2 separate regions of the Homo sapiens genome follow, and region 1 is linked to region 2. A link is an interaction called in ENCODE POLR2A ChIA-PET data of the cell type or tissue named here. Cell type or tissue: Panc1. All regions are shown on one strand. Links, peaks and the distances in the headings refer to the core of each region. The heading gives the core; the rest is flanking DNA. Region 1 overlaps RER1 (retention in endoplasmic reticulum sorting receptor 1). Region 2 has its middle 11 kb from the start of PLCH2.

The links. Peaks named below come from ENCODE experiments on the same cell type or tissue, not always from the same donor. Only the 100,000 strongest peaks of a DNase experiment are listed, where the experiment ranks them.
Region 1: POLR2A ChIA-PET joins it to region 2 with 5 read pairs; 1 of 35 experiments calls an interaction of 5 or more read pairs at or near these places.

What each region holds. Positions count from the first base shown.
Region 1 is chr1:2,401,158-2,405,530 of GRCh38, reverse strand. It overlaps RER1 (retention in endoplasmic reticulum sorting receptor 1), which reads right to left. Exons shown (of 7, transcript NM_007033.5): 6 at 3,189-3,324; 7 at 95-2,496. The coding sequence ends at 2,407. PEX10 (peroxisomal biogenesis factor 10) reads left to right here. Exons shown (of 6, transcript NM_002617.4): 6 at 1-1,557. Among named protein-coding and RNA genes, the nearest start is that of PEX10, 9.2 kb to the left of the region's middle. In Panc1, for the core only: no CTCF peak of the experiment used is centred there; no DNase peak of the experiment used is centred there; H3K27ac peaks cover 603 bases.
Region 2 is chr1:2,462,636-2,467,008 of GRCh38, reverse strand. It overlaps a transcript of PLCH2 not described here. Among named protein-coding and RNA genes, the nearest start is that of PLCH2, 11 kb to the left of the region's middle. In Panc1, for the core only: no CTCF peak of the experiment used is centred there; no DNase peak of the experiment used is centred there; H3K4me3 peaks cover 137 bases; H3K27ac peaks cover 2,458 bases.

The sequences.
Region 1 (4,373 bases), core at 61-4,060, 61 kb after region 2:
ACTCAGCCACTTCTTCAGGAATTTCACTTATTTGGACGGGATTTTAGGTTTCCCTCCCTTCCCCAAACCATACAGTTGAGAAGTAATTCAGAAGTAGGCCAGAAGACACTTTATTCGTTTATATTGTGAGAAAACAGCCCCATCAGGCTTGTGTTAAGGCAATGGACTGAATGAGTGCGTGCTGGGTGGGGTGGGGCACGGAGGCTGGCGGGTTGCTTCAGCCAGTGCAGTGAGAACAGCAGCCCCACGGCCCCATGGGAGGCGGCGCTGCTCTCCCCGAGGGCGGCTGGGCAGAGCACATCCCCCAGGACTTGATGACCACACGGGGCAGAGAGAAACCAACCAAGGCCAGCACCTCCGTCGGAAGCATTTGGCACACACACCTTCAATACACGTCAAGGTCGCTTCCAGTTTTAGAAAACAGAAATCTGCATCTCAGCCTGAGACGCACAGAGAGGTCTCTTCCTGACCCAGACGCACTCACGAGCCAGGTCCTGGGGGTATGGGGGCTGCCAGGGGCGCCCGAGCCCTCTCCTGGGGGGCCTGCTGGGCAGGCGACCTGCTGACCCACGGTCACTGCTGTGTTCAGCCCCTCAGCTCGGCCCCAGCCTATTTCCCGCCTCCATTTGATGTTTCCAGGTTTTCAAAACTGCATTTAACCTGCGCCAGAGAGTTCACCGTAGGCATCTTTAATAAACTAACTCCAGCAAAATGTGGGTACGTTACTAACACAAGATGGAACTTGAGATTTCCTGAAGCGCAGTGTTAAAATGCCTCGAGGGCGTGTGCCACATTTCCCTGCTGACGTAAAACACCTGGCCAGCAGGACCGGCTTCCGGCAAAGACCCGCGCAAACCATGTCTTGCTGTTTGACTTACTTAGGAATGAGGATGACCCTGTATTCCTGGGTTAGTCAAGGTCAGCTTGCCAGAGACGGAGGAGGGCGGGGGGGCCGTGACCCTCTAGACTGGGAGGACCACCAGGAGAGGCACTGGGGGCTGCGGCCGGGTGGGCAGATGCCGCCGTGGCTCCATCCATCAGCACCCAGTCCTTTGCTTCACTGTGCTCTGGCCAAGCGCGTGCGACTTCCTGTCACACCTTAGGCCTGAGCGCTTATTAAGAAAACAGTATGAAAAATGACAAACACTCCTGTCCACAGTCTGAGAATCCCAAGTGTCTCAACACGGTACCAGAAGTACCACCTGGGAGCAGCACTGGCTATCTTGGGTCAGGGACACACAAGCTTGAACGTGGCCTCTTAGAGGAGCTCGATGTCAGATATGTAAACACTGGTACAAGAAAATCCAGACACTAAGCATTCACCGTGTCAATTCTGAGACAGGAAACACCGCCCAGAGTGAGGAGCCTGCGCAGCCCGGGGCCCAGGAGGAGAGGCCTTCACTCGCATGTCAGTGTCTCATCTGGGACCACAGCTGTGATGTTCTGCTGTGCAATATGGGTCACCTTTCGAAAAGGCCAAACAAAAGGTGGGCTTTCCTGTGTCCAGCGACTGCCATGTTTTAGGTAAAGACTTTAGTAAAGGTGGAGGTAAAATCACTTGGTAAAACGTTGAGAGTATTTCTTTTCTCGAATCAAAAACGCTGACATGCAAGTGGGTTCCGCCTCTCCCGCAGTGGGGGGCCGAGTGCTGAACCTACAAAGCCAGTCTGCTCCCTGCCAGCTTCGCTGCCCCTCATGGAGGGTTGCATGAGGACAGATTTAAATTAAAAACAAAACACTCTACGTATCAAAGAAATGTGTCAAAATAATCTCAAACAATTAAAATATAATATATATTTATAATTCCGGGCCCTCAAAAGCAATCATGGTAGTTAAGAACCAAGTTTTGAGTCATTAGGATAGAGGCCAACTTTAAACATCTCCAGTGAGATGGAATTAGGAAACTGGCATTAGAACCCCACACAGTTACTTGACAATCACCTTTAAAACGTTAAGTTCTTTCGGACACGCAGGAATCAGGCTAGATCATCCCTCGGGCTCTGTGGAGTGGCTGGCACCACCTGCGGCTGCTGGGGAAGGCGGCTGGCGGGGAGCGGCCCGTTCCTCCCTCGCAGGCCTTGCTCCTGCCTGCCCACCTGGCACAGCGGGGACCGGCCACTCGCCCTTGCTCCCATGGGCTCCACCCGCCTGGCTTCCCGCCTGCAGCTGACTAGAATTCCATCCGTGAGAAACACTTGAACGTCACTGAAAAAGAAATCCATGCGATTTGGTTTAAGCGCCAGTTTCTTCTAGAACCTGATATTTCAGTTACAAATCATTGAAGCTCCTTTTTAAAAAGAAAATTTGACTCCCTCGTAATCAACTACTTTATGTGAAGAAAAAAGGCATTGTTAACAATGGCTCAAAACTGTTCTTGCAACACGTGAGGCAGCCTCAGTCCCGCTTCTAGCTGGCGAAGGCCTTGCCGGCATCCTCCTTGCCTCTGTACCTTCTCTTCCCATGTGTGAACGGGATGTACCGGTACTTAATCATGTGCTGGGGAGAGAAACACAGACTCAGTTACTGCACAACCGCTCTCCAGTCAGTCACACTGTCCCCAAATCTGAGCGGCCAAAGGTCCCCCATCTTTTCTATACATCAGACAAGTGGAATCGGAGCCCCAGTGGCTTCCTGCGCCCACATCAACACAGCAAGACCTTCCACAGCCCACGAGGCCTAGGTTTGAAACCCCATCAATCCCAGTGCTTCGTGAGCCTCCCGTGGAGGAAGGGCAAGGGGGATGTGAGGTGGCCCAGGGCCCTCTCTGCAGCCAACACCCCGGGCACAGAGTGAGGCCCGCAGCACGAAGGCCACACCGTCAAGGGCACAGTCCGCAGTCTCGGCTAACTTCCCCCTAACACCCTCCTCCTCGGGCAGGCTGGCGCGGGGCACTGGGCACCCTAAGAGGAGCCACCGGGACACTGCACTCGCCGGGGCTCTCCCACCCGGCTTCCACAAAGTTTCCACCAAGAGCCCGCCCGCTCCCACAGCTGCGCTCCCCGTTTAGTTAGCCGGCCGTGCTGGGAACGGAGCAGTGTCCTCGTCACACACAAGACGGTGCCACTTAGCTCCACATTCACACCAGGCAGACTCTGCCACCACCCACCACAGCCCAGCACAGCTCCCCCAATGCTGCGGGTAACAGAACAGCGATTGCGGCCGGCGTGGCGGCAGCGCCTCTGCTTTACCTTGATTTGCCTCTTCATCGTGATACAGAAGAGCATGATGAAGTACATCACCAGAATCGGCCAGAACACCGGGACGTTGAAAGCGTCGAAGAAAGTACAGACCATAGCCACAAGGATGCCCTTGGTAGCCGCATGCCTTCAAGTGGGGAGAGAAGGTTAGCGCCGCATCTGCAGCCAGCACCGGGCACCTGCCGGCCGCCTCCAGCCTTGCAGCTGCACCGACCGTCCCCGCAAACAGAAGCATCCCTGTGGAAAGGAGGGGTCTACCCTGGGCACAGCAGCAGCAGGACCCTTTGCATGTAGCTCACAGACATGTACTGCCCTAACCACAGAAACATCCTTCTCTTACTCCCTTGAAAGACACAATTCTTCTTAAAACTACACAAAGTATAAAGCATCAGTACTGAGGCTGGGGGCCCCATGCCTGCTGGCTGGGCCTGCGATCTGGAGAGAAACCCAGGCTGTGTCTTGTGGACCATCCAGGGCCTTCACCTTGTCACTGTGGCATGGCCACCAGTGCTCCCTCCCGTCCCAGCACATGGCCAACAGATGCCACGGCCCTGGAGGCTCAGCTCTCCCTTCCTAGTCCAAGCTTCTGGTGGCTTCCAGGGCCCCTGATCTTTCTGTACCACACTCCATCTGCGGCTGCAAAGTCAAGGCGTGGAGCCCCACGAGCTCAGCAGGCTCCTTCAGTTTACTGATCTAACAGACTTGGGTTCCTCCTGTGCTCCCAGAGTGGGGTATGAGGGACAAGACAAACGGATGCACACGCTCCCGTCCCTCTGACGGCTGCACCACCCACCTCTGCCTACCCGTGCAGACACGGACACCTCGGCTCAAACCCCTCTCAAAAATGACTCCAGGAGAAGGCTAGTCCCTCTGCCAGCCAAAAGGAGCCACAAGGCTGGGGATGGGAGAGAGGAAGGAGGAAGGAGGGAGGAGGAGGGAGGAGGAGGGAGGAGGAGGGAGGAAGGAGGGAGGAGGAGGGAGGAAGGAGGGAGAAGGAGGGAGGAGGAGGCAGGAAGGAGGGAGGAGGCGGCAGGAAGGAGGGAGGAAGGAGGAGGGAGGAGGGAGGGTGGAGGAGGGAGGAAGGAGGGAGGAAGGAGGGAGGAAGGGAGGAGGAGGGAGGAGGAGGGAGGACAGAGGGCCTGCCCTCCCCAGGCCACAACCACAGAAGCCGGTGCG
Region 2 (4,373 bases), core at 206-4,205:
CTGCCAAGGGTCATTGAGGTGACATTTCACTGGCTGCCCTGGGGGGCGTCCAGCGTTGGGGGAGGCCGAGTTCCAGCAGTAGCTCCTGGTGATGGTGACGGTGACGGCTGCAGCCCTGCGTGCTGCTACACCCCTTCCTGTGCTCTCCCAGCCCCTCGCCTCCCTGCCCTGTCTGTCCAGTGCTGAGCTGCCCGCGCTGGGGTCCTCTCCCTCTCCGAGCCAGCATTCTGCCTCCCCCTGCACGCGCTGCTCCCAGCATCTGAGGGACGTAACATTTTCCAGACAAAAGAGACGTCCACCCATGGGGGGTGTTCTGAAAGGTACCACCTCTGCCCCAAGGGGCCTTGAGCCCCCATCCCAGAGTGCGGCCTGGGAGGCTTGTGTGGACACTGAGCCCCGGATGTGGGCAGGGCAGGCAGGCACGCAGGCCCGGGCAGGAGGATGTGGGGCCGCCTCTGGGCTCTCTGAGCCGCTGCCACCTCAAGGTGTGACCACCTCCTGCCATGCGGGGCCCCAGGTGTGGAGGGGGAGGGGAGCCACCAGCAGCTGCAGTCACCACCTGGGTCCTGCCAAGGAAGGCCCCTGGGCGCAGCTGCCTGGCACCCTCAAAGGAGCTGCCTCCTGCCTTTACCACCACTCAGGTGGCCTAGGACCCTCGGCTGGACCAGCCCCTGCCCTGGGCTCTTGGGACCTGCCCTCGTGAATGAACAGTCTCTCTCACGACCCATTCGGCACAGCCAGGGTCCCAGGGCCTGTGTCCGCCTGGCTGGGCACAGCTGCGAGAAGGGAGGGGCGGCCCCCTCCCTCTGGGCCCCAGGTCTCAGTGGGTCCCGGTGCTGAGCTGAGTGGCAGGGCTGAGGGGAGGCCAGGCCACAATGGGGGCTGTCCAGGCAATGACACTGCAGTGCACGTGTGCCAGAGGCAACCAGTGGCCCAGGAGCAACAGGCGTCCCAGCATCCCCCACACCTGGGCTCTGCATGTCCCCTGGGACAGTCCACTCAGGAAAGGGCCAGCAGCCCCAAGTCTCAGAAGGGAGAAACTGAGGTGGGGAGAGGAGACAGAAGGCGAAAGCCACAGACACGCCCAAGGGTGGGAAGGAGGGAGAGGGGTGTGCGGGCTGCAGGTCCCGACCCAGCCACGCCTCCTTGGAGTGGACAGAGGCCCCTGAGCCCCCTTCCAGAGGCCGGTGAAACCCAGGTTCAGGTTCTAAGGAATAATCCATCCTCAGGGCCAGCCCCGCCCGCCACTCAGCCAGGAGATGATTTCCGTCACCGCGGCCTGCGATTAAAGGCGGTGATTAAAAGCCGCCCGCTGCACATGTTAATTTGCTTAAGATTCTGATCTCCTAAATCTCTTTTCTGGGCATTTAAGCAGAATTCTGTCTTTGAGAGCATTTGGCCCGGCGGGTGGCAGGTGGCGGGCGGCAGGCGGCGGGCAGCAGGTGAGGAGGCACCATGGTGGCAGGGGAGCCAGGCCCCAGGGAGTTTAATTTTCTCCTCGTTTGAAGAAGGCGACTGGAAGGAACAAGCACATCCAGGGACGCAGAGCCAGCTGTGAGCCCGCCAGAGCCCCTGCCCATGGGCCGGCACAGCTGGGAGGACCAGACCCAGCTTCTGCCTTGGCCGGAGGGTGGAGGGCAGAGGGCAGAGGGTCCCCACCCTGTAGGCCCAGAGCTGTGTCTCCTCAGCCCCGCTTTCTGGGACTGGTTCTTGCCTTCCGGGTCTGAGAGGCTGCCCCTGTCCCCACAGTCTAAGGCTGGATTTGGCTGTGAGCCCTGGCTGGATCTCTCCTTGGGTTCACAGGCATTGCCAGGACAGAGGCCGGAGGAGACCACACCCTGAGACAGGGCGAGCCTAGACCTTGGCCCACAGCCCTAGGTTCTCAGCTAGGCCTGTAGGTGGGCAGAGCTGATCCCCCTTCCCCTGTGCCTCAGTTTCCTTGATGTGCAATGGAAACACTGCACACCTGCTCCCCGGGCCCTGGCTCTGCACACAAAGGCAGCCACTTCCCCTGCCCTCTTGGGCTTCAGTGACACCAAGCCCAGCCTCAGGGCCTGCTGAGCCCCTAACGCCTCCTGCAGAGCCGAGCCTGAGGGTCCCGTCTTCAGTCTGTGTGAGTTGACTGAGAGCTGGCCGTGAGCCCGAGGCCACCTGAACCAGGTGCTGCCCTGACCTCCATGCTGCCCACCCCAGAGTCCGCAGTGTCTCCATCTCATCTCTTTCAGCTGGAGGGGCTTTCTTGCCCTGCAGGCTGGACAGAGGCCCCAAGCAGGCAGGGCACCACCCAGCATCTCACAGGGGTAGGGGTGGGAGGCAGCTGAGTCCGGACAGAGCCCAGGCCCCGGCTTCCCTGCAGTGCACCTTCCATTCCTGCTTTCTCCATTGGCTTGGGGGAGCAGGAGGTGGCCCCCCTCCTCAGCCATCCTGCAGCAAAAGTTCCTTCACGTCTCATCTCCAAAGAAAACCATTTAGGTGGCCCCTGCCCCAGGGCACAGGTTCAGGAAGACACGGCCAGCCCAAAGACAGGGGCCACTATAGGCCAGGGTTGCTCCAGGCTCCCAGGCACCCCTGAGGACCTCTGTGCACTCGTGTGCATGCCCAGGGGCCAGATAAGCACTCCATGCACCAGCCTGCGTCAGGATTGCCAATTCTGAGCCCGCAGGTGACCCTGTGTTTGAGCACAAACAGCCCCAGAGAAAGCCAAGGATGGAAAGATGGAGATGCACATCGGGAAGACCAGAGTAAGGGCAGAGTGGGGAGGGGAGAAGCTCGTGAAGCCCCCCTGCCAACACTCGAACCCCATGGAAAGAGACTCCACCCCCAGGACTTCCCACAGCCCAGCTGCTTCTGAGCCCCAGAGCCCTCTCTTGGACAGTGGGCAGCACCCTGTGCCGCCAGGGAGGCCAGTGCCCTGGTCACACCCGCAACCAGCTGCCGAGCGATCCCACCGCACAGAAGCCCAGCACCATGTCCTCTGGGGCTGCCAGCAAGGGGTGCCCTGAGTGTGTTCCAGAAAATGCCACTGTAGACAGGAGCCGGGAAGGGCAGTGCTCCGGCCAGCTCAGGAGACCCCAGTTCACACCCTGACTCTGCCCGACTCTGTGTGCCCCATGGGAGTTCACTGCCTCTCCGGCTTCAGTTTCCCTGTGTTGAACCAGGGAGGACCAGCAGTTCTCCAAGGGCCTGGCCAGCTGGTGCCTTGGCTCAGGCCATGGGGAGGAGGGTTCCCAGAGGAGGGCAGTGGGCACCTTCAGTGCGGTCTGGCGGGGGACATTCTTGCACCAAAGGTCCAAGTGTGATATCCCCCTGGGTGGCCACTGCTGTGAGGAGGGGCTAGGAGCCCTGTTCTCGGGTCGCGGGCTCTGACCAGTCTCCGGGCTGCAGCTGTCTCCCAGCAGCCTCCAGGAGCAGAGCCCTGAGAAACCGCCTCCCGCCAGCGGTGTGGGGCCTTCGTGGGGTGCCTCGGTTTCAGCTTCCGAGTTCTGTCCTACATATGTCTCCAAGGAAACGCTTCCCGATGACCTGCTGCAGTAAACAGATTCTCGGCTGCAGCCCCGTTCAGCAAACTTCAGCAGGCAGGGGCTCTGCAGCCTGCCTACCAGCACCAGGGCGACCTGGGGACACAGCGAGGTCCCCCATGTGTCCCTGATTCTGCTCCTCCACCACCTTGGAATGTCTGAGTTCGACGGGCCCCCAGAGGCCCCTGGATCCAACCTCTTCACTTTTCAGATAGGGAAACTGAGGCAGGGGACTCTTGCCCGGGGTCTCACAGCCCAGCTGACCCTGCAGCTCCCCCTCCGGGGCTGGTCCACAACAGTCGCACTGGCCCTGCAGCCCCCTGGAGGTGAGCACCCCAGCCTCCTCATCGTGCACAGAACGTCCTAATTACCTCTCAGAGGTGCCAAGCGCACATTTAAAGACAGAAATGCAGGCCCCTCCAATGACGAGACGGTGCTGACAGCTCTGCGGCTGGGAGAGACACAGCCCAGAAGCCCATACCTCAGACATTTCATTAATTATTCAACATCAAAGCGAATTCCGTGTTGCTTTCTTGCCTGGTTTAAGAGTTCTATGGATGTTACGGCTTCGGTTAGGAAACTAAGCCCACTGTGGGGGCCTCGAAGGGCCAGATCCACCCCCACCACCCCGACACACATCTTGGCACCAGGATGGGCTGAGCGACCTCCTGTCCTGGGCAGTGGCTAGGGGGTGGGAGCACAGAGTAAGGCAAGGGATGCCCCTCTAAGGCCCTGCTGTGTCCCCAGCACAAAGATCCCCTACTGCCTCAGCCCCCAGGGCCCCATGTGAAACCACCCCAGCGATGCCCAGAGCCCAGAGCTCGGTTCTGGGGCTCTAAGGTCACAGAGGAGCAC